Regions from separate parts of the Homo sapiens genome. Here region 1 is linked to region 2. Evidence: read pairs that join two places in POLR2A ChIA-PET (ENCODE). Cell type or tissue: Caco-2. All regions are shown on one strand. Links, peaks and the distances in the headings refer to the core of each region. The heading gives the core; the rest is flanking DNA. Region 1 has its middle 5.8 kb from the start of RNU6-1. Region 2 has its middle 94 kb from the start of PIAS1.

Region 1 (10,346 bases), core at 2,347-10,346, 120 kb after region 2:
CTGAATTAGTAAAAGGAAGAGCCTTACATTTATTGAGAGGTGTTTATCTTCCCCGGTCTAAAGATGTAGAAACAAATCTCAGAAAAATACTCTGGCTTTCCCAAGGTTACAAAGTTTCTAAGCCCTTCTCTAGGGGAGAGATTCTGGGCTCAGGTTCACACTCAGAGGCAGCACCTGAGCTTGGGACCCACCTTTAACTGACAGCTGTGGTCTCACAGCTCTTAGACCACACCACTTGGTAAGAGGCCAGCCCACTGATTTATTTCTTCCCCTCCCGCTTCTCGTCCTTCCTCCTTTCCCTCCTTTTCCCCCTCCTCGTTCCTTCTCTCTCTGCTTCTCCTCTTCCCCCACCTGCTTCTGTCTTCCTTTTACAGCATTTTATTATAAATACTGCAACGTGCACAACACATAAATGTTCAGTTCAGTGCACAACTCTAGGGAGAACACCTGAGTAACCAGCACCCAAGTGAAGAAACAGGCAAATTAATTTCTGCTGTTTAAGCCACCCAGTCTGTGGAACTGTTAGGCGACCCCAACCCCCCACTCCCAGAAGCCTTTATGTGTCGCCTCCCATTTTCTTATTTTTGGTAACTTCCTTGCTTTCATCATTTTACCATTTGTATATACGACCTTAAACAATAGTTTGGTCTTGCCTAATTTTGAACTTTATATAAATGGTATAGTTCTGTATATGTTATTAGTGCCTTCTTCCACTCAGTATCATGTTTACAAGATCTGTCCACATTGCTGGTGTGTTAGTCTGCTGGGGGGTTAGGGGTGCCTAACAAAGTTCCACAGACTGGGTGGCTTAAACAGCAGAAATTAATTCTCTCACAGTTCTGGAAGCTAGAAGCCCAAGATCAAGGTGTTGGCAGGGTTGGTTTCCCCTAAGGTCCTCTCCTTGGCTTGTCAACAGCTACATTTTCTCTGTTTTTACATGGCCTTTTCTCTGTGCATGTCTGTGTCCAGATTTCCTCTTCTAATAAGGACATCAGCCATATTGGATTAGGGTCCATCCAATAACCTCATTTTAATTTAATTACCCCTTTAAAGACCCAATCTCCAAATATGGTCACACTTTACAGTACTAGGGGTTGGGATTTCAACATACAAATTTGGAGGTAGAAGTGGGGGATATAATTCAGCCCCTAACACTGGAGGTATTGGTTGGTGCAAAAGTAATTGTGGTTCTTGCCATTACTTTCAATGGCAAAAAAACACAATTTCTTCTGCGCCAACCTAATAACTGTAGTTGATTCATTTTCATGACTGCATAGTATTCTATTGCATGAATATACCACAGTGTGGATATCCATTCTTCTGTTGATGGGCACTTGAGTTGTTTCCAGTTTGGGACCATTACAGACAATGCTACCTTGAACATTCTTTTACCTGTAACTTGGTGCTCATATGCATGAGTTTCTCTAGGGCATGTAACTAGAAAGGAACAACTGAGTCATAAGGTATACTTATCTTCAATTTTAGGAGTATGCCATTTTCCAAAGTGGTTGCACCAATCTCCCCACTCCCCAGACATATATTCTCATATCTTGGTTGCTCTACTTCCTCATCAGCACTTGGCATTGTAAACTAAAAATAAAATTCTAAGCCCCCCAACTGACTGAATGGAGCCCCCACTCTTGGCCAACAGGACTTAAAAACTGAGTTCCTGGTCATGACGAGACAAGAGGTCATATTGCAATCTGGACACAATAACTGAGCAGCATTGTATTTATTTATTTATTTTTTAGAGACAGGGTCTTACTCTGTCACCCAGTCTGGAGTGAAGTTGCATGACCATAATTCCCTTGCAGCCTCCAAGTCCTGGGCTCAAGTGATCCTCTCACCTCAGCCTCCCAAAGTGCTGGGATTACAAGTGTGAGCCACTGCATCCAGCCCAACTGATCAGCTTTAATGTTAAAATAGAGATAATAAGACTGATAGAATGGACTCTTTATGACTATATCAAACTATAAACAACACCTAAGGCCATGCAATGCAAGGGTTAAGTCACTACGCTCCCCTACACTTAAAAAATTAACTCTGTTCCAACTGCCACAATGTTTTTCTTTTTCTCCAGCAGCTAAACAAGCACTGGCCTTGAAATAAGCCATATTAAATAATCTGCAACTCAATCCATCGCCAGATGCTACCTAACTGACCCCCTGTTCCACAAGACATAACTACAGCTTTGATTGGACAAGAGTTATTTCAGTTAACTTTCTCCTGATGAGAAGACCACCAACCATGGACTGGTCTGGCTGGTTTACAGAGACTGCACACTTGAGTGCCTTTGTGTCCTGAAAAGACCTTTTGACATATAGAACCTAACTGTACTACATTTAAATGTTACATTTAAAAGTCTCCACTGCAAAGAGAACATGGGTCATATGTAATATGCATGTTTATTCAAGTATGCATGTATTAGGACCACCTCCATGAATATTCATAGCTCCTCCTGTATCCTGTTGAATACCTATACTTGGCCAACCATTCAGCTTAAATTCCTGTCTTACCCTTCCCTCTCTCCCTTGAAGTGTGTTTCTGGGCTTCGACCAAGGCTAACACTTCCCAGCCTGTCAGAATGGCCACCTTGCTGGCTATAACCCTTTATAAGAAACAAAGCTCTCCTTTCCAAATTTATATATTGATTGAGTTTTTAGTTAACAGCATTATCAGACTTCTCAGTGTTAATTGTGAGGTGGTTTTGTATTCCCCTGATGATTAAAGATGTTGAGGACATTTTCACATTCACCATTTGGAGCTCCTAATTTGCGATGCACCTGTTCAAGTCTTTTGCTAGCTTTTCTAATGTCTTTTTAAAATTTGTTAATCTCTTCACTTTCTATGCTCATGGCAATTTTATTCTAAGAGCATAATTAACACTTTCCTGCCACTGCACCTTCGTCAGGACCATTTGATCCACACTGAAAATGTGTATTAACTTGAATCTCAGAGAGCAAGTGTTGGAGGCTTCATCCCTTCCTTCTTGAAAGCCCTTCGGCTTCTTATGGAAACATTCCACCCTTCCCCTCCAATTTCCTACCTCCACATGTGGATACAGCCTCACTTCCTACTTAACCTGCTGCTACACCACCCTCACTGGATTATGAAAGTTGAATGCAATCATGTGTAAATGTCCAGCATGGTCCTGAGAACCCTGTATGGTATTAGTAAATACGACTTCCCTTCCTCCTTCTTGTTGTTGTGCAGAACGGAAGATGAGCAACAGCCAAGAGTACCATGTACTGAGTGCTCCTGAGTGTTAGGTGGTATGCTGAGTTATGGATTTTACTCGGGGCAGTAATGGCCTCCCCCTTGCCTTTCCTGCTTGGAACTTGGAGCTCTAGCAAGCATCTTGGACCATGAATTGTGGCCCTAAAGGATAAACGAGCCTGGCTGTCTGCCACAATGGAGCTACCAGACAAGTCCTTAAAAGACAACTTGTTTCATGTGAAAGAGAAATAAACCTCTATCATCTTAAAGCCACTGTTATTTGCTTTTCTATGATACAAAACAGAGCCTAATCTTGACTCTTAACGAGAAATACATGTTTTCAGTTCATTACAAACATGTGTTTGGTTGAGCCAAATTTTCCTGTCTCTATGAAAATCATTTTTGCTGGTCAGTAAATGATAATACATTTAAATGTCCACACTAAAATTTATATTTTTCAAACAGCCCATTGGGTATTTTCATGTGATATAAGTAATTGAGACATAGGGCCTTAAGTAGCTAAGACACTGGTATTCCCTATGATAGAAAGTATCCTTGCTCTTTATAAGAGGATATCTTATTTAAGCAAGCACACAAAGGTAATATGTCAGGATACTGAGGAGGTAATGAATTCATTTTTCTTTAATTGAATTAACAGCAAGTATCCACAGAGCTCTTCCTGTCTAAGTTAGCCAGACTGAGTGTATCGAGACAGTTTAAGGTGAAACTCTCAAGCCATGGTCCCTAGTCTCCATGACTGGAATGAGATAAAGATATAGGTAATGTCACTGTCATATAGCAGGCTAATGTGTTTGGTCACTGTGTTAGTCCATTTTCACATTGCTATAAAGAACTGCCCGAGATTAGGTAATTTATAAAGAGGTTTAATTGACTCACAGTTCTGCATGGCTGGGGAGGCCTCAGGAAACTTACAATCATGGTGGAAGGCAAAGGGGAAGCAAGCGCCTTCTTCACAAGGCGGCAGTAAGGAGAATGAATGCAGGAGAAACTACCAAACACTTATAAAGCCATCAGATCCCGTGAGAACTCACTCACTATCACAAGAACAGCATGGAGAAAACTGCCCCCATGATTCAATTACCTCCACCTGGTCTCTCTCTTGACACGTGAGGATTATGGGGACTACAATTCAAGATGAGATTTTGGGTGGAGACACAGCCAAACCATATCAGTCACTGAATCATTATTAAAATAGGAGGTAGTACATACATGCATGCATACACATACACTAATGAGGAGGTTGAAGAGTTTAGAGAAAGGCAATCTGATGCAGGGGTGAACACTATGGATTCTGATTTAAGGCCCTGGATTATTCATTTAATCTTTCTGAGCCTGTTTCCTCATCTGAAAAACAGTGGCTCTTAAAACAGATGTATTGTGAGGATTAAATGAGGAAATGCATATAAAATGGCTGGCACAAAGGAAGCACTGAATAGATGTTCCATAAGGTGGGTTTGTTTTTATTTTTAACTTGTCAATAGGCTAATCTCGAGCAAAGACTAATCTGTCACTTCGGTAGAAGGCTTTACTCCAGGCCATTTGAGCCAACCCCCAGCCAGGCCCATGGAGCGAGCCCACTGAAGCCCTGATCCCAACACCCTGGCCTGCAGTGGGTCCCAGGGCCCCTCACCTCCCCAAGGGAACAATGCTGCACATCACCAAAGCCCAGAAGAGCTTCCCGGTGTAAGTACAGATTAAGTTCCAGTTTTTATTTAAAGATCCTAATTTCTGGACATTTATTTTGGGGATTACAGTGGTGGCTTAAGCTTCTTTAAGACGTTTTAAGTTGAAGTCTTTCCTTCACTTGGCTGCTAAAGTTTAATTCAGTGTAATTATTTCATATGGCATCAACTATAATAGTTTCATAATTTCTAGTATATTAAGCACTTAATATGTTGTGTCATTTGAAATCACATATTAAATTCAGCAAAGTACATTTTAATGAGAGCTAAGTGGTGTGAAAATATTAATACAGTGTGATGTTTCATTTTGGTGCTCTGATTTTGTAGGTCTGTTCCTAATGCACAAATGCCTCACTCACCAGGTAAGGGGAATGCTGAGCTGCCTGAGGCTCCAATGGGTGTCTGACAATACTGATATTCCTGTCTTTTGTTGTATAGCAATTTACAGTGGCATTTCAATGGAGCCTCACAACCCTGTGTGGTAAGTAGAAAAATCATCACTTCCATTTTAGAGACGAGAAAACAGGGTCAGCAACTGGAAGAGACTGGTGACCCACCTAGTCACAGTTGATGAGACATAAATATGGACCTTCTTGGCTGAAAGCCATTGCAGTCTTCCCCTGTACCACTGCTGCAGTCACTGTAGCCTTGGCAGGGAGCGATGTCTGGACTCCAGGGCAGCCAGGATTTGGAGGAGGTGTGACACTTTTCCTCCCATCCTTGCAATCCCATACAGGGAAACTGAGAGCTAGAGAGAAGCTGGCAGACCCCATGCTCAGACTTGGCAATTCCTCTTTTTGCACCTTCTTTCTGAGCAAGTCCTCCACACCCTAAACCTAAGCGCCTTATGCCCTTAGGCCATCCTGGGACTGCCAGAAAAAAAGGTCTTGATGAAATAAATTACAGTGAACCCTCGATACAGCAACAGCTCAAAATAATGACGCATCAGTGGCAGGATTTAAGGCAAGAGTAAGAGCAGTAAGAGATTATTTGGAGAAAGCACTCCAGAACCCCTCAAACTGTACTCCCATATTACATGTAGGTGTAAAGTGAGCCCTCGGAGTCAGAGAGATCCGAGAGCAAATTCCAGGACCGTCACTAACTAGCTGTGTCCTTAGATAGGTCACCTAACCTCTGTAGGCCTCGCCTTTCCCTATCAGTAAAAGAGGAATAATAACCAGCACTACCCCTGCACCCCCATGCTTATGTCTCAGAGATACTCACATGAAATAGGATGCCAGAAGACCCTGTGTTGGTCTTAAAGGGCAAGGAATCGTACTAAGCTACGTAAACAGGTATTACTGAGTCTATGTAGTGTCCCGTCTCAAAACATAACTGCATCTTAACCAGGGCCTTTGGAAACTCAAATCCAAAGGATTAAAGACATCTGGGCAAAAATACTCCCCGTCGTGGCTAAAAGGAGCAAAACTTAGGGACTCCTCCCTACCCTGCTATTTTTACCTTAAAGAAAGTTTATTTCATGCAGATAGTTGCAAGACGAAGGAAAAGAAGAATAAGTAAGTGGTTATGTATTGAGCATTAGAATAGCCCAGGACTATTGTAAACACTTGGCATCAATCAGCTCATCCAATGTGCTAGGGCCTTTCACACCCAATCCTGCATTTAACCTTCAAATGACCCTGCAAAGCAGGCAGCACAATCACCATCCCACAGGTGAGGAAACAGATCTTTTAAGACATTCTGGGCACAAATATGAGATCTGGGGGAGAGTAAAAGGGGCAGCCTGGGCTATGCAGGGGGAGGGGCGGGACCAGAGGGCTCCACTGAGGCCCGGCATCTGGGATGGATTAGAACTGATCTCAACACACCAGGGGCCACCCCAGCAGAGCAAGGGCTCTGGGCACACCAGGCTTACAAGTCTTGAAAGAAACTCCCTCTGAGAGGTCAGCTGGCCACAGCTGACCCTGTCTCTTCCCCCAGGCCACCCTCTGAGCTGTGGGCACACAGACCGATTTGCCTACTCCACCCCCCTTCAGCTTAACTTTGGAAAAACTCATTCACATTGAGGTGAATTAGGTGACAGAGTGCACTTCAAAAGAGATGTTATAAGAACAAGGCTTAACTCAGAGCATAAGCAGCTCACAGGAATTTCTGGCAGCCTGGGGGAGTGGGTCCTCCCCCACACTCAGGCCTCCTCCAACCCTGCTCTGGCCATGCTCTGTGTCTGAGGCCTTTGGAGCTTCAGGGTCAGGCATGTGAACTCAGCGCATTGTCCCTGTGCTACAGTCCCAGGGCAACACCTCCTGAAACCACTAATGCCATTCCTCCCAGGCCTGCACATAAACAAGGTCACAGGGGCCTCTCTCCACATCCCCGCTCCTTCCTCCCTCCTTCCCTCCGGTGGGGCTGCTGGGAGTCCCCAGCCCTTCCTGCTTCAAATAAAATGATACACGAAAACATGCAATGCTCTCTGGCTGTAAGAGAAACACTACATAATTTTAGAGAATGCTAAGAGTTCATGTCTTCACTGACATTTTTTCCATATGAAACAGCCCATTTCTTAATTGTTCGAAATAAAGTTGGCTCTGCTCTCTCCTACTCAGGTAGTGGGAAGTACCACCTCAAACAGGATAGGGGGACCACTCCTCATCTCTTGGGGTTCTGTAGTCCAGAACATTCAGGGAAGACTGCCAGGACTCAGTTCTTTTCAGGACTGCAGAGTGAAGAGAAGCCAACAACTCTGAAGGCGGCAGGAGCCGGCTCCCACTGCAACTCCAAGCCTGCCCACCAGTCCAGTCCTCTCTGGCACCCACACTCTCCTCGCCTGCAATGCCTATTCCCTCAAGGCCTGTGGGGGCTTGGGACTTCCCATGAAGTCATGGTCCACTCGGCTCTCCCCTCCCTGAGCCCCTCCATGCTTCCTCCTCTCCTCCACCTCCATGCTACATTCAATGTATCCCCTCCCCTTCACCAGCCTCCCGCTTCGTCTGTACTGGCCTTTGGAGCTCAGAGGCATGTTGTGATACGGTTCAGCAGGTCCCAGGCCCTAGATCCACAGCCGCCCCTGGGGGCTGATCCTGGGGCCCTCCATGGCTCCAGGATGACCAGTTTGCTTCGCCCTTCTCAAAGAGAAAACAAAAACCCTCTTGAATTTTTACATCTTGCTAATTATTATTTTTTTTCATGGTACTGGGAGAATGCAGAATATCAGAAAATTACAATTATCCAAAAACGTCCTTCAGTTATCCAGCTGCAAGAATGCCAGCATTTCAATGCTGAAAAATGTCAAGGATCATCTCTAGGGTAGTTTCCTCACTTTGCAGAAGCTAAAACAGAACCAGAGACAGAGAGGTACAGGGAGCAGGCCAAGGTCACAAACAGTTCCAGGTGGAATGAGAACTAGAACTCAGATCTTTCTCCTCTGCAAAATTGCTCGACAAGAAAAAACAGACAAAAAATTGGCGGGGCGCGGTGGCTCACGCCTTTAATCCCAGCACTTTGGAAGGCTGAGGCAGGCAGATCACTTGAGGTCAGGAGTTTGAGACCAGCCTAGCCAACATGGCGAAACCCTGTCTCTACTGAAAACACAGATATTAGCCGGGGGTGATGGCACACACCTGTAGTTCCAGCTACTCAGGAGTCTGAGGCAGGGGAATCGCTTGAACCTGGGAGGAGGGGTTGCAGTGAGCCAAGATGATGCCACTGCACTCCAGCCTGCTGAAGAGAGCGAGACTCTGACTCAAAAAAAAAAAAAAAAAAAAAAATTAGCCCAGCATGATAGTGAGCCTGTAGTCCCAGCTACTTGGGAGGTGGAGGCAGGAGAATCTCTTGAACCCAGGAAGCAGAGATTGCAGTGAGCCAAGATCACACCACCGCACTCCAGCCTGGGTGACAAAGTGAGACTCCATCTCAAAAAAAAAGAGTCCAGACATGGTGGCTCACGCCTGTAATCCCAGCACTTTGGGAAGCCAAGGTGGGTGGATCACCTGAGGTCAGGAGTTCCAGACCAGCCTGGCTAACATGGTGAAACCCCGTCTCTACTGAAAATACAAAAATTAGCCTGGCATGGTGGCTGAGGCAGGAGAATTGCTTGAACCCAGGAGGCAGAGGTTGCAGTGAGCTGAGATTGCACCACTGCACTCCAGCCTGGGTGACAGATCGAGACTCCATCTCAAAAAAACAAACAACAACAAAAAATCTACCTCTGGCTCAAAGTAACACATGCTCATGTAGCCAGAAATGTTGAACCAATAACTAGGTGTATCTCATGCTAGTTTCCACAATAAGGCATTTATGAAACCACCAGCCCTACCTGTTCTAAATAAATGAATAAAAATGTGGATGCTAATTGAAGATTAGCATCATCTCCCATCCATGTTAATGTGCTTTTTGGTTATTTGCAATTCTCTTTTGTAAATCTGAGGTAAACATCATTGTCCAAATTAGCTCTTTTCACTCAGTAAAGGCCATATTAGCATTCTGAGGTTTGCGTTTGCCTACTGCTTATTTAGTAAGGTCAGATGAGAAGCTAGTCAAATGACTTCCATTTCACTTAAGAGGCGTACCGAGTGGGGAGAACTCAAGCCTCCAAAGCCCGAACTCCCTGGCAGTGGCTCCCCAGGTCCCTCCCCTCTCTCAGTACTGAGCCACAGCACTGCTGGGAGCAGCAACTACCACCACAGTGGTCTCCCGGGAAGGGCTGGCCCAGATGGGTGACACTGAGTCAGGTGGTTGCAAGGTCCTCTGCCTGGATCTCGGTCCCCGTCCCCTCAGCGCTGCCGCCGTTATCATCAATGACAGCTCCAATGTCACCTTCTCTCTTGCCCCACTGAAGTGGCCATCATCCCCCAGGCACTTTCTATGCCACACTTTCACAGCACACGTCTCGGCATCCAGAGGGCTCTTTCATGTCTGCCTGGCTCCCCTGCTGGAACCGAGCTCCATGACCATAGCAACCCTGCCCACTCACGCATCCCTGAAGCCCGGGTGCTGACACCACAGATGTTCAATATTTGTTGAAGGAATGGAAGTAGGAAGGAAAGTCTGAGCTGGTCAGGGCTTCTGGAGTAACTCTAACAAGGAAAGCGGAGGCTGCACTTGTGGTCTCAAATCTTTTCCAAACTCCACTGCGTAAAAAAAAAAAAAAAAAAAAAAAAAAAAAGTCTTTGAAACCAGACTCGCATCCAAATCCCAACTACTTTAACCAGTGGCAGGATCACTGGAGCAGATGGTTTAACCTCCCAGAGCCTGTTTGCTAAACTGCAAAATGGGGGAAATGATACCATTTAGGTTAAGCGCCTGGCTCTTTCTAAATGTTGGCTCAAACGGTGGTGACCCTTCCCAGACTTCCACCACTACTGGAAGTTTGCGTCCCAAAGCAGACACCCTCATCGCCTTGGCTCCGAATGCAGAGAGCTAGTTCCGAGAAGCCGAGGGGAAGCTGAAGGCGCGCCCTGGCCAACCCTC
Region 2 (11,849 bases), core at 1-8,000:
TCAAAATCCCAAAGGCCTTTTTGCAGAAATAGACAACATGATCCTAAAATTCATACGGAATTGTAAGGGACCATGAATAGCCAAAACAATCATGAAAAAGAACTAAGTTGGAGGACTTAGTCTTCCTGATTTCAAAACTTCGTACAAAGCTACAGTAATCATCAGGTACATGTACTGGCATAAGGACAGACATACAGATAAATGAAATAGAATTAAGAGTCTAGAAATAAATTCATACATCCATGGTCAACTGATTTTCAAAGACTACTATGACCATTCAAAGGGAAAGAAGAGCCTCTTCAACAAATTATGATGGGAAAACTGGGTATCTACACGCAAAAGAATGAAGTTGGAACCCTACATTGCACCATATACAAAAACTAATGCAAAATGGACAAAAGACCTAAATGTAAGAGCTAAAACCATAAAACTCTTACATGAACATATAAAGGTAAATGTCCATGACCTCAGAGTTGGCATTGGCTTAAGAAATGACACAAAAAACACAAGCAACAAAAGAAAAAATTAGAGGCTGGGCATGGTGGCTCAGATCTGTAATCCCAGCACTTTGGGAGGCTGAGGTGGGCAGATCACTTGAGGTCAGCAGTTCAAGACCAGCCTGGCCAACATGGTGAAACCTTGTCTCTACTAACAATACAAAAATTAGCTGGGGGTGGTGGCGCGTGCCTGTAGACCCAGCTACTCAGGAGACTGAGGTGGGAAAATCACTTGAACCCAGAAGGCAGAGGTTGCAGTGAGCGAGAGTTGCACCATTGCACTCCAGCCTGGGCAACAGAGCAAGACTCTGCCTCAAAAAATAAATAAATAAATAAATAAATAAAAGGAAAAAAAAAGAAAAAATTAGATAAATTGGATTTCATCAAAATCAAAAACATCAAAAGATGCTTTTAAGAGAGTGAAATGACAATGTACAGAATGGAAGATAATATTTGCAAATCATATATCTGATAAGGACTTGTAGTATCCAGAATATATGAAAATCTCCTACAACTCAACAACAAAAAGACAACCAATTTTTAAATGGGCAATGGACTTGAATAGACGTTTCTGTAAAGAAGTTATACAATGGCCAAGAAGCACATAAAAGATGCTTAGTATCATTGTCATTAGGGAAATTCAAATAAACAAACACAATAAGACACTATTTTTGCACCCACTAGAATGGTTATAATTTTTTTTATAAAGGAAAATAACAAGTGTTGTTGAGGATGTGGAGCAGTTAGAACCCTCATATGTTGCTGGTGGAAATGTAAAATGGTGCATCCACTGTAGAAAGCAATTTGGCACTTCTTCAATAACTTAAACAAGAATTGCCCTGTGATCCAGCCATTCCTCTCCTGGGTATGTAACTGAAAGAATTAGCCACACCCGGTGGCTCACACCTTTAATCCCAGCACTTTGGGAAGCTGAGGAGGGCAGATCACTTGAGCCCAGGAGTACAAGACCAGCCTGGGCAACATGGTGAAACCCCTTTCTGCAAAAAATACAAAAATAAGCCAGGCATAGTGGTTTATGCCTGTAGTCCCAGCTACTCAGGAGGCTGAGGCAGGAGGATTACTTGAGCCCAGGAGGCTGAGGTTGCAGTGAGCCAAGATCATGCCATTGCACTCCAGCCTGGGTGACGGATTGAGACCCTGTCTCAATAAGAAATAAATAAATAAAAATAATATAACTGAAAGAATTGAAACAGGTGCTCGAGCAAAAATGCATCCACAAATGCTCATAGCAAGCAGCATTATTCACAACAGCCAAAAGGTGGAAACAATTCAGTCGTCCATCAACTGATAAACAGATAAACAAATATGTACTCAAACAATGGAATATTATTCAGCCATAACAAAGAATGAAGTACAGATACATGCTACAACATTGAAAACATTATTCTAAGTGAGGCTGGGTGTGGTGGCATGCACCTGTAATCCCAGCTACTAGGGAAGCTGAGGCATGAGCATTGCTTGAACTGGGGAGGTGGAGGTTGTGGTGAGCCAAGATCATGCCACTATACTGCAGCCTCCTGGGTAACAGAGTGAGACTCTGTCTCGAAAATAAAAAACATTATACTAAGTAAAAGAACAAGTCATAAAAGGCCACATTTTATATGATTCTGTTTATGTGAAATGTCCAGAAGAGGCAATTTTACAGACACAGAAAGTAAATTAGTGGTTTCCAGGAACTGAGGAGAAAAGGTAATGGGGAATCACTGCCTAGCGGGTATGGGATTTTCCGTAGGGGAGATGAAAATGTGGTGAATATTGTACAATACTGTGACTGCACTGTCATTCATGGTAAATTTTACATTATATGTATTTTACCACTCTAAAAAACGTGTCATCAATTATTTCCCAAAAGACTGCTAATTCCTTAAAATTTTCTCTCACCTCCCCCAAAATAAACTTGTTTTAACAGCAAGACTATTTTTTTTCAAGTATAAGCTTATGCAGAAACTCTATCTCTGAAACAGATAAAAGTGGAAGTCTTGGAGTAGAGAGATCCCTGTGTCCCTTTTACCCTGTATGAAAGTCCCTAAGTAGTTGGAAATTTCTGGAGTGTCTTCCAGCCCTGAACTTCTGGGTTTGAAGGCTTAGTAAGTGGGTGTTGAACGAATGCTCTGCTGGACTGATCTAATGAAATGATCACCTGGATTGGTGACCACACTGGAGCTCCAGCTCTAGTCCAAGTCCTCTGTGGAATTCTGGCCACAGCTTGCTGAGCTCAGCACTGGACACTATCCTTGGAAAAGATGGCAAAGTGAGCCAGTCGTGGAAGGTCCGAGAAGGCCTGCTGTAGTGGGGAGGTACATGTGATGCAGAAGAGCTGGGGGCTCTGGAGCCAGTCTGCCTGGCTTTGATACCTGGATCCATATTTAGTAACTATTTTCTGGATGTTAAATTCCCGAACTGTCCATACATCAGGGATTAATAATACTACATATGGCATGGTGGTATTGTGAGGATTAAATACGTTAATTCGTGTAAAGTGCTTAGAACAATGCTTGGCACATAGAAAGCTCTCAGTAGCTAATCTTGGCTGGGCAGGGTGGCTCAAGCCTGTAATCCCAGAACTTTGGGAGGCTGAGGTGGGTGGATCGCTTGAGCCTTAGAGTTCCAGACCAGCCTGGGCAAATGATGAGACCCCCGTCTCTACAAAAATTACAAAAATTATTCAGGTGTGTTGGTGCATGTCTGCAGTCCTACCTATTCGGGAAGCTGAAATGGGAGGATCGCTTCAGTCCAGGGGTTGAGGCTGCAGTTAAGCTGTGATTGTGCCACTGTACTCCAGCCTAGGTGACAGAACCAGACTTTGTCTCAAAAAAAATAAAAAGAAAAAAAAGAAAGAGAGAGAAAGAAGAAAGAAAGAAAGAAAGAAAGAAAAGGAAGAAAGAAAGAAAAGGAAGAAAGAAAGAAAGAAGAAAGAAAGAGAAAGAAAGAAAGAAAAGAAAGAAAGAAAGAAAGAAGAAAGAAAGAAAAAGAAAGAAAGAAAGAAAGAAAGAAAGAAAGAAAGAAAGAAAGAAAAGAAAGAAAGAAAGAAAATAAATCATATTTTTATTCTAAAACTACAGTGGCCCCATTCATCATATGACTCAATACACTCAACTCTCTGGTGAGGGAGTATCTCTCACCAATGAGGGTCCATGGATGACCTTGGACCACGACTTGCCCGTCAACCTGGTTTCTCCTGTGTGGCACACATGGCTGTGGCTAATGAAGGAATATTCTCAAAATCTCTGCATAATTCAGAGATTAGGCTTGAATGTGTATTTCAATCCGCTCATCTTAACCCATAGGTATTGAAATTAACTGAATGAATTGCAAGTTGTTACTTTTGTTTGGTTCGTTTTGTTTGTTTGTTTGTTTGTTTGTTTGAGACAAAGTCTCACTCTGTTGCCCAGGCTGGAGTGCACTGATGTGATCAGGGCTCACTAAAACCTTAACCTCCTGGGCTCAAGCAATCCTTCCACCTCAGCTTCTTGAGTAGCTGGGAGCTGGGACTACAAGCACGCACCGCCATACCTGGCTAATTTTTGTATTTTTTTGTAGAAACAGGGTTTCACCATGTTGCCCAGGCTGATCTCAAACTCCCGGGCTCAAGCGATCCACCTACCTTGGCCTCTCAAAGTGCTGGGATTACAGGCGTGAGCCACCTCACCCGGCCTACAAACATTTTTTTTAAATGAAAAATTAAAGAATAGAATGGAAAAGAATCAGATAATTGGGCTAAGTATTAAGTAAGTACTGTTTGTTGAAACTTCTGTGTCCGTTTGTGTGTATGTGTGGCCATGCACACCTATGAACTGGGTTATGATATAACATGTATTTCTTACTAAGGGTTGCAGTTAAAAAAAAAAAAATTGAAGGCCGTGATCTGGTAACAGCCAGGGATTTTCCAAAGGCCACCTGAGCTGAGCTGAGGCGGGCTAACTGCTCTAGGAAAGCAGTCCTGACTTGGTAGGCGAGACTGAATGATCTTGAGCAATTTGCCTATCCCCTAACAAAGCTGGGACGGTAGCCTGCACTGGGGAGTGGAATCAGGGAGGAGGGAAGATTCTCCAACCGAAAGATAAGGATATTTGATTGGTGGGACAGGTGACCTGATACTTGAATCAAGTCATGAGAGCTTGGCAGACTTCACTAAACACACACACACACACACACACACACACACACACACACACACACCTACACGGATCATTTAAGCACAAGCCAAGGGCCTATCTCAGGCATTTAGCTGTCCCTTGATCCTTTCATTGTATTTTGTCTTTTCTGGTCTACTCTATTCCCCAGGATTATCTGGGGGCTCCAGAAACTCCGCCCTTTTTAAACAAATGACTCATGCAGATTCATTTCAGAACCACAAGTTTTCTGGCTGCCCTGACCCCTCCCTTCTCGCCTGCTCTCCTGGGTCCCAGCTCTTGCTGGCAGCTTCAGCCCTATGCAGACTCAACCCCTTTCTCCCATCCCCCAGCATGGAAGACAGAGATCCCCTATACACAAAGTTAGAAGAGGAGGTTTGGACTCTCCCAACATTTGGAGTAATTGCCACAGCCCTGGGCAAAGGCTGCCAGCTTTGTGGAAGGTGTCTCTGGGGACTTCGCAGCTGGAGATTTGTCCTGTGAAAGAGGCAGAAAAGGAGTTGGAAGTGTTGCCGAGAATGAGGGCAGCTGACATACCTGGGCTACCATTCAGTTTTGCTTACCCAGGATTAAGTGGGGGAAGGTAAATTTGCCTTCTAGTGCTTGGGACTTCAAACCCCTACTCTCATTCAACACTCATTTGCATTCCTTGTCTAGAGTACAGCAAGCCTACAAAGCCAGGACATCAAAAGCCAAAAGAAGGGGGACTTGACCACAGCTGGGGAAGGATGTATTGAGACCCAGTTTTTAAGGACTATTCATGTGCTTTAAAGAGAGTTCCTCAGATGGCAGACTTTCAATCTAGTCCTTATAGCACCCTGGGTGTTACATTATTGCCAACATCTTTGCTTCAAATTGCCTATAAGCCATGACCACAGCCAGAGTCTGTGTACAAGTAGCTTCAGCTCTTTAAGTTTCATATTCTTCACCTGCAAAATGGTTCTAATAATAATATGTATTGCATAGGGAGTGATGAAGATAAAATTAGCTTGTGGAATCACTCTAGTACAGTGCCTAAAGCAAAATAGGCATATAACAGATCGATCAGTTATCACAAATGTCCTTACAATTGTACCATATTTTGTCATTGAGATATTTTAGAAAGTTAGTGAAAAACACATAAAGCAAAACCTCCCATAACTCAACTGTGCTTAGAAAGAAAGAACTATACAAAGTCTCACAAGACCCCACTTTCCACTTCTCAGATTAAACTGCTGTTAACCATTTGCTCTGTATTTATCCCTGCATACCTACCCATAAATCACTATTTCTTCATACTTTAAAAAAAGTGTAGAAATTGATTCATGCTGTTTATCCAATTTTTCAACAGGCTTTTTACACTTAATATACGATGAACATCTTTGTAGGTTAGTGTCTGTAGAGCCACCTCATTCTTTTTATCTACTGCCTAGGTTAACCATGCACCATGCATGGTTTATTTAAACATTCCCTTATTAACATTTCAGTTTTCCATTTTTGCTATTATATCCCAGAGCTACAATGAAAATCTCATCCATGTATCTTTATGCATGTGCATGAGTTTTTCTGTATGCCAGATTTCTAGAAGTAGATCTGCTGGATCACTGAGTAGGGCACATGGTAATGTTAATTGACATGGCCAAACTCTATTCCAAAAGGTTGTGTGATGTACCCTCCACTAACTATATCAATGCAGCCATTTTCTTACTCTTATCTGTCATTTTAGTTTTATCCAATCTGACAGACAAAAACCTGATTGTTTTATGTCATACGTCTTTGACTAAAGTAATGCTAAGCATAATTTTATGTCTTCTGGAGGTATGCATTTTCTCCTCTGTGAATTGTCTATTCAAACCTCAAACCATTTTTCTATTGGACCTTTCATATTTCCTTTTTAAACTGTAGAGCACTCTTTGTATAGGAAGGACATTTACCTTTTATCTGTTACATGTGTTGCTAATATTTTTGTCCACTCTGTCATTTGCCTTCTGACTTTGTTTATGGTATCTTTTTCCACTTATAGTTTTAAGATATTTTATGTAGTCAGATGTGTTCATTTTTCCTTTATGACTTCTAGATTTCTCCTCCACTTGTTTAGAAAGCCTTTGTTTTCTGACTTTCTTGAGCCCACTGCTACAATCTCCATCCACTCTCCCATGACAGCTGGCAATGAATGTCCTCACTGAGCCTGGCTCTGTCTCTCAGGCCAGCACCTTGGGTTCTTTATCTATCAACACAGTGTAATAATGTTTGGTGCTGGGAAGTATTACATTGTGTCAGAAGAACACAGAGAATGGAAAGAGTTAAGGAGGGAAGACAGTCTGAGAAGTCAGTGGAAGAAGTGGATGGGGGTGTGTGTACCTGAAGAGTTGAGAAAGCAAAGAAGAGGAAAGAGAGATTCCATGACCTTGACCTGAGCATCTAAAAGCTGTGCTAGCTGATACTCTGAGTAGGATTTTTAAAGCCAGTAGCAACTTGAAATTGTTTTTTTTTTCTTTTTCCAAACCCATTTCATTCTTTACAAGCATGATACAGTGACTAGTCCTCACACCTGGGAGACAATATAAAAGCCTCCTGCCAGACCCAAAATAAAAGGAAAAGAAACTGGCCAGGCATGGTGGCTCACGACTGTAATCCCAGCACTTTGGGAACCTGAGGCGGGTAGATTACGAGGTCAGGAGTTAGAGACCAGCCTGACCAACATGGTGAAAACCCGTCTCTACTAAAAGTACAAAAGTTAGCTGAATGTGGTGGCACATGCCTGTAAACCCCGCTACTCTGGAGGCTGAGGCAGGAGAATCACTTGAACCCGGGAGGCGGAGGTTGCAGCGAGGTGAGATCACACCACTGCACTCCAGCCTGGGTGACAGAGTGAGACTCCATCTCAAAAAAAAAAAAAAAAAGGAAAAGAAGCTGGAAAATAGGACCTCAGCTCAAAAGCATGTTTCCTCTTGAGTGCATTTTAATATCTATACCAGGTTCCATATATCAAATGCTTAAATTTTTAAAAAGTGTTCTAGAAAATAAGGATACTCTGGTTAGAGTAAGTGAAAGTTCTTTACCTCTCCACAGTTTGCCTCTTAAACAAATAAACCAAAACAGCCCACACAGCCACATGCAAGGGAACAACTAGGCAGCACCAACTTTCCTTCTAACAGTCATGGAAGTCAGCAGGACATGGTTAGGAGTCATTTGGAATTACTGTAGCTCCATGCTGGCAGCATTGCCCAGTGGCCCCTGACTCTGAGGTTTCACCATCAGGCAACAAAGCCACTCTGCCTCCACGGCTACTCCTCCTACAGCCTCGCTCTACCTAAGGGCTTGCTTGCTGCCTTATCTCTGCATGGGTTAGCCTCAACCTCCTCAGCATGGGATGTCCTCTTGAGACTCACATTCAAACTCTCCAAAAGAGAGGATTTGATTGGTTCCATTGGTTTCTGATGTTCTTTGGAGACTGACTCCTTGGCTTTCAGTCTATAGCCAACTGTTGTTGGGTTTGCTGTCCATCTCTGCTCCATGGTGGCAGGGTCAAATGATCGGCTTTCTTCAAAAGGAGCTCCACATGGGCAGGTGCTCCAAGAGTAAAATAATCTGTTTCCCAGTACTGACTTGTTCCAGCTGCATACACTACTACAAGATTTGACATCTGTCTTCCCAGTTTATAGATTAGAAGCAATTAACAATAAAGAGGGGAAATGGAAAATGAGAAAGCATTTACAGTCATTAACCAAACATTACTAATGAACCAACATTTATTAATCACTTTCTAAGCAATAAGATCTGGCTGCTAAAAGCATAGCGTGAGGAAACAGGCCAACAATTATAATATAAAAAATTATAATTGAGATATAAGAACTGAAGAGGCTAGCAATTGGGGCCATTTAATGTCAGGGCAAGTTTTGCATCCTTTCGTAAGCCCAATCTGCTCCCATTTTAAAGCACTAAATAAAAGCTAAGATTCAAAATAAATCTGAGCCATGAAAATATTAAGCTGGGTTCTAAAGACTCAACTCAGTGGATAAGAACAACTTAGGTTTTTTATTACTGCTCTGTCACCACCCCTTCAACAAAAATCATCTACAGGCCAATTTGTGTGATCTCTGTACAGACATCAGGCTTTTAATGCTTTTTCATAGTCTATCCCAGACACTCTTGGGACTCTTGGGTTTAGGCAGAGGCTCTTGGCATAAATTTCAACCCTACATGTCAAAACAAATGTTCATGTTCCACACCCATTATCTTCACTAATAACTACAGCTGCTGCTGCTGCTATTAAAATTAGCACATACAGGGTGTCAACACTGTCCCAGGCACTTTACATAGATGAACCCTCTCAATATAGTATTATGCCCACTTCGAAGATGAGAAACTCAGGCAGGTGCCTGGGAAGGTGTGTTGGCCCCATGGGGTGGGACAGATGTCAACGCTTGGAGAAGTCAGCCAGGCTGGGAATCCAAGCTACACTTCCTCATTCCAGTAGGATGAGGAGCAGCCTAAGTGGATGGCTCTTCCTCAGGCTTTCTCCTTTTTGGTCTCCTTAAATATCTATAAAGCTTTTGTTGCTGTTGTTGAAGTTCTAGGGAAAGCATGAAAGAGAAGCAGCAACACCCTGTGGGCAGGAGGCAGTAGCATTCAGGGTGAGAAGTGTCCTCTCAGGAAACACTGTCAAGGCTGGCCAACTGCCCTCTCCCACTGGTCTTACTGCTCTCTTTTTGAGATGGAGTCTTGCTCTTGTCTCCCAGGCTGGAGTGCAATGGCGAGATCTTGGCTCATTGCAAACTCCGCCTCCGAGGTTCAAGTGATTCTCCTGCCTCAGCCTCCCGAGTAGCTGGAATTACAGGCATGCGCCATCACACCCAACAAATTTTGTGTTTTTAGTAGAGATGGGGTTTCACCATGTTGGCCAGGCTGGTCTCAAATTCCTGATCTCAAGTGGTCCGCCAACCTCAGCCTCCCAAAGTGCTGGGGTTACAGGTGTGAGCCATGGCGCCTGGCTCTCCCTGCTGTCTTACTCCAGCTATACTCCTTCCACAGACGACTTTGGAGGTCCTGGGTTTTGCTTGGAGGTTCTGGGTTTTGCTCTCAGGAGGGAAACAAGGTTCCTTTCATATCTGTGATACGTACATTTGCCAGATAATTCAAGTTGGGATATTCTAAACAACCATTTCTTTAGATTTTTCTAAGCTCAATCTTGTATCTATTTGGATTCTCAGAAATCTTTCTGGTTATAGAATGTTTGTTTCTTTTAAAAAATCCAGGATCATTATTAAAAGCAACTAAAACTAGCCATTCTCATTTAGGATCCCTGCAGGGGATCTATACAATTTGAGGTGAGTTTAATACAGGGACTATTTACAAAGTTGTGCAGACAGAGCTTAGGGAGCCCACCAAAGGACACTGACACACCCTGGGGCTAGCAAAAGAGGGGAGCAGTTATCATTCAGAGGCCTGGAGGGGAGAGAGGAGACAGTAGTTACCAGTACCAAGACAGGGTGGCCTGAGGTAGAGGAATGAAGATAAAGCATGGTGACTTGGAAAGGAAGAAACCAAGGAAATACATCCCTTTCCTCTGGCCCTCCTCCTATCTCCTGCCAGTATTTCTCATTTGCCAAACTCTACCGGAAGGCTGAGAACCAGAGAGGCCACTGACATAGTCCATGGAAGTCAGCCCCTCCTGGGGCACAGAGTAGGGTGAGAAAAGATTGGAAATGGACATGGATATGGAGGGGCAAATGGAAGATACCCAAGGCTTCCATTATTAATGAGCATCGACAACAATATTAATCATTTCCATTTAAGTCCCTGCTTTGTGCCCTTCATACCAATCTTGCATTTTACAGATAAGAAAATGATGGTTCACAGGTTAGTGTTCTCGAGTGTCCCTGTAGATTAGAAGTCAAGATAACCCTGCAAGAGGGAAATTAATAAGGATCAAAACAAAAACGGATGATCTCAGCCATCTAGATATGTTAGCTATCTGTTGCTGCTAATGAATTTTCCCCAAATTTAGTAGCATAAAACAATAAACACTTAGTATTTCACACAGTCTCTGTGGGTCAGGAACAGCTTGGCTGGGCGGTTCTAACTCGGTCTCCCATGAGATTTTCAAGAAGTTGACCAGGTCTGCAATCGTCCGAATGCTGGATGAGGCCTGGAGAATCCACTTCCTAGGTGGCTCTTGCACCTGGCACCATGATTTGAATATCTGTCTTTAAATTTAACTGACATTGTCATAGTATTAAGAGGTGGAACATTAAGAGGTTATTAGGTCGTAATGGCTCTGCCCTCAGAGGTGGGATTGATACTGTTACAAAAGGATGAGTTCATCCCCTCTTTTTCTCTCTCTTTGCCTTGCTGCCATGTGATGACACAGCAAGAAGGCCCTTGCCAGATGCCGCTGTCTTAATCTTGGACTTCCTAGTGTGTAGAACTGTGAAGAAATAAATTACTGCTCTTTATAAATTACCCGGTCTCAGGTATTCTGTTAGAGCAGCACAAAATGCATGAAGACACTCACCCTGCAAGTTAGTGCTGGGTTTTAGCAGGAAACCTCAGTTCCCACCACGTGGACCTCTCCACAGGACTAGTTGAGTGTCTTCATGAAATGGCAGTTGGCCTACCCTGAATGAATAATTCAAGAAAGCCAGACAGGGAGGAAGCCACATTCCCTTTTAAGACCTAATCACAGAAGCTGCACGCACTGTTACTTCTGCCACATGCTATTCATTACAAGTACGTCACAAAGTCCGGTCCACCCTCAACAGGAAGGGAATTAAGTTCCATCTTTTTTTCTTTTTAAGAGACAAGGTCTCGCTCTGTGGCCCAGGCTGGAGTGCAGTGGCATGATCATAGCTTACTGCAGACTTGAACTCCTGGACTCAAGTGATCCTCCTGCCTCAGTCTCCTGAGTAGCTAGGACTACAGGTACATGCCACCATGCTCAGCTAATTTCATCACTTGAAGAGCAGAGTAGTAAAGAATTTTTAGGCGTATTTTAAAACCACCATATGTCACAATAGCAATATTGAAGACATTGTGGTTATATAACTGAAGAATTTGGGGAGGACTTGAAACTGCACTGAAACATGACCATCACCAAACAAGGTGAAACCTCCCGAGCACACTGTGTACTGCCTGAAGAAAGAGCTGGCAGAAGAGGAATAGTTTCCCAGGCATCTGTGCAAAGATGGCCCAGGGGAAAATGCTGCACAGGAAATGG

Evidence for each region. ChIA-PET counts read pairs that join two places held together with the same protein. Peaks named below come from ENCODE experiments on the same cell type or tissue, not always from the same donor. Only the 100,000 strongest peaks of a DNase experiment are listed, where the experiment ranks them.
Region 1: POLR2A ChIA-PET joins it to region 2 with 12 read pairs; 7 of 35 experiments call an interaction of 5 or more read pairs at or near these places.

What each region holds. Positions count from the first base shown.
Region 1 is chr15:67,840,659-67,851,004 of GRCh38, reverse strand. No RefSeq gene overlaps it. Among named protein-coding and RNA genes, the nearest start is that of RNU6-1, 5.8 kb to the right of the region's middle. RefSeq lists enhancers at 4,318-4,818, 4,819-5,319, 9,118-10,069, 10,070-10,346. In Caco-2, for the core only: no CTCF peak of the experiment used is centred there; DNase peaks (open chromatin) are centred at 7,094 and 9,815; H3K4me3 peaks cover 1,011 bases.
Region 2 is chr15:67,954,876-67,966,724 of GRCh38, reverse strand. No RefSeq gene overlaps it. Among named protein-coding and RNA genes, the nearest start is that of PIAS1, 94 kb to the left of the region's middle. RefSeq lists enhancers at 3,579-3,748, 4,950-4,999, 11,597-11,676. In Caco-2, for the core only: no CTCF peak of the experiment used is centred there; DNase peaks (open chromatin) are centred at 4,594 and 4,704; H3K4me3 peaks cover 232 bases.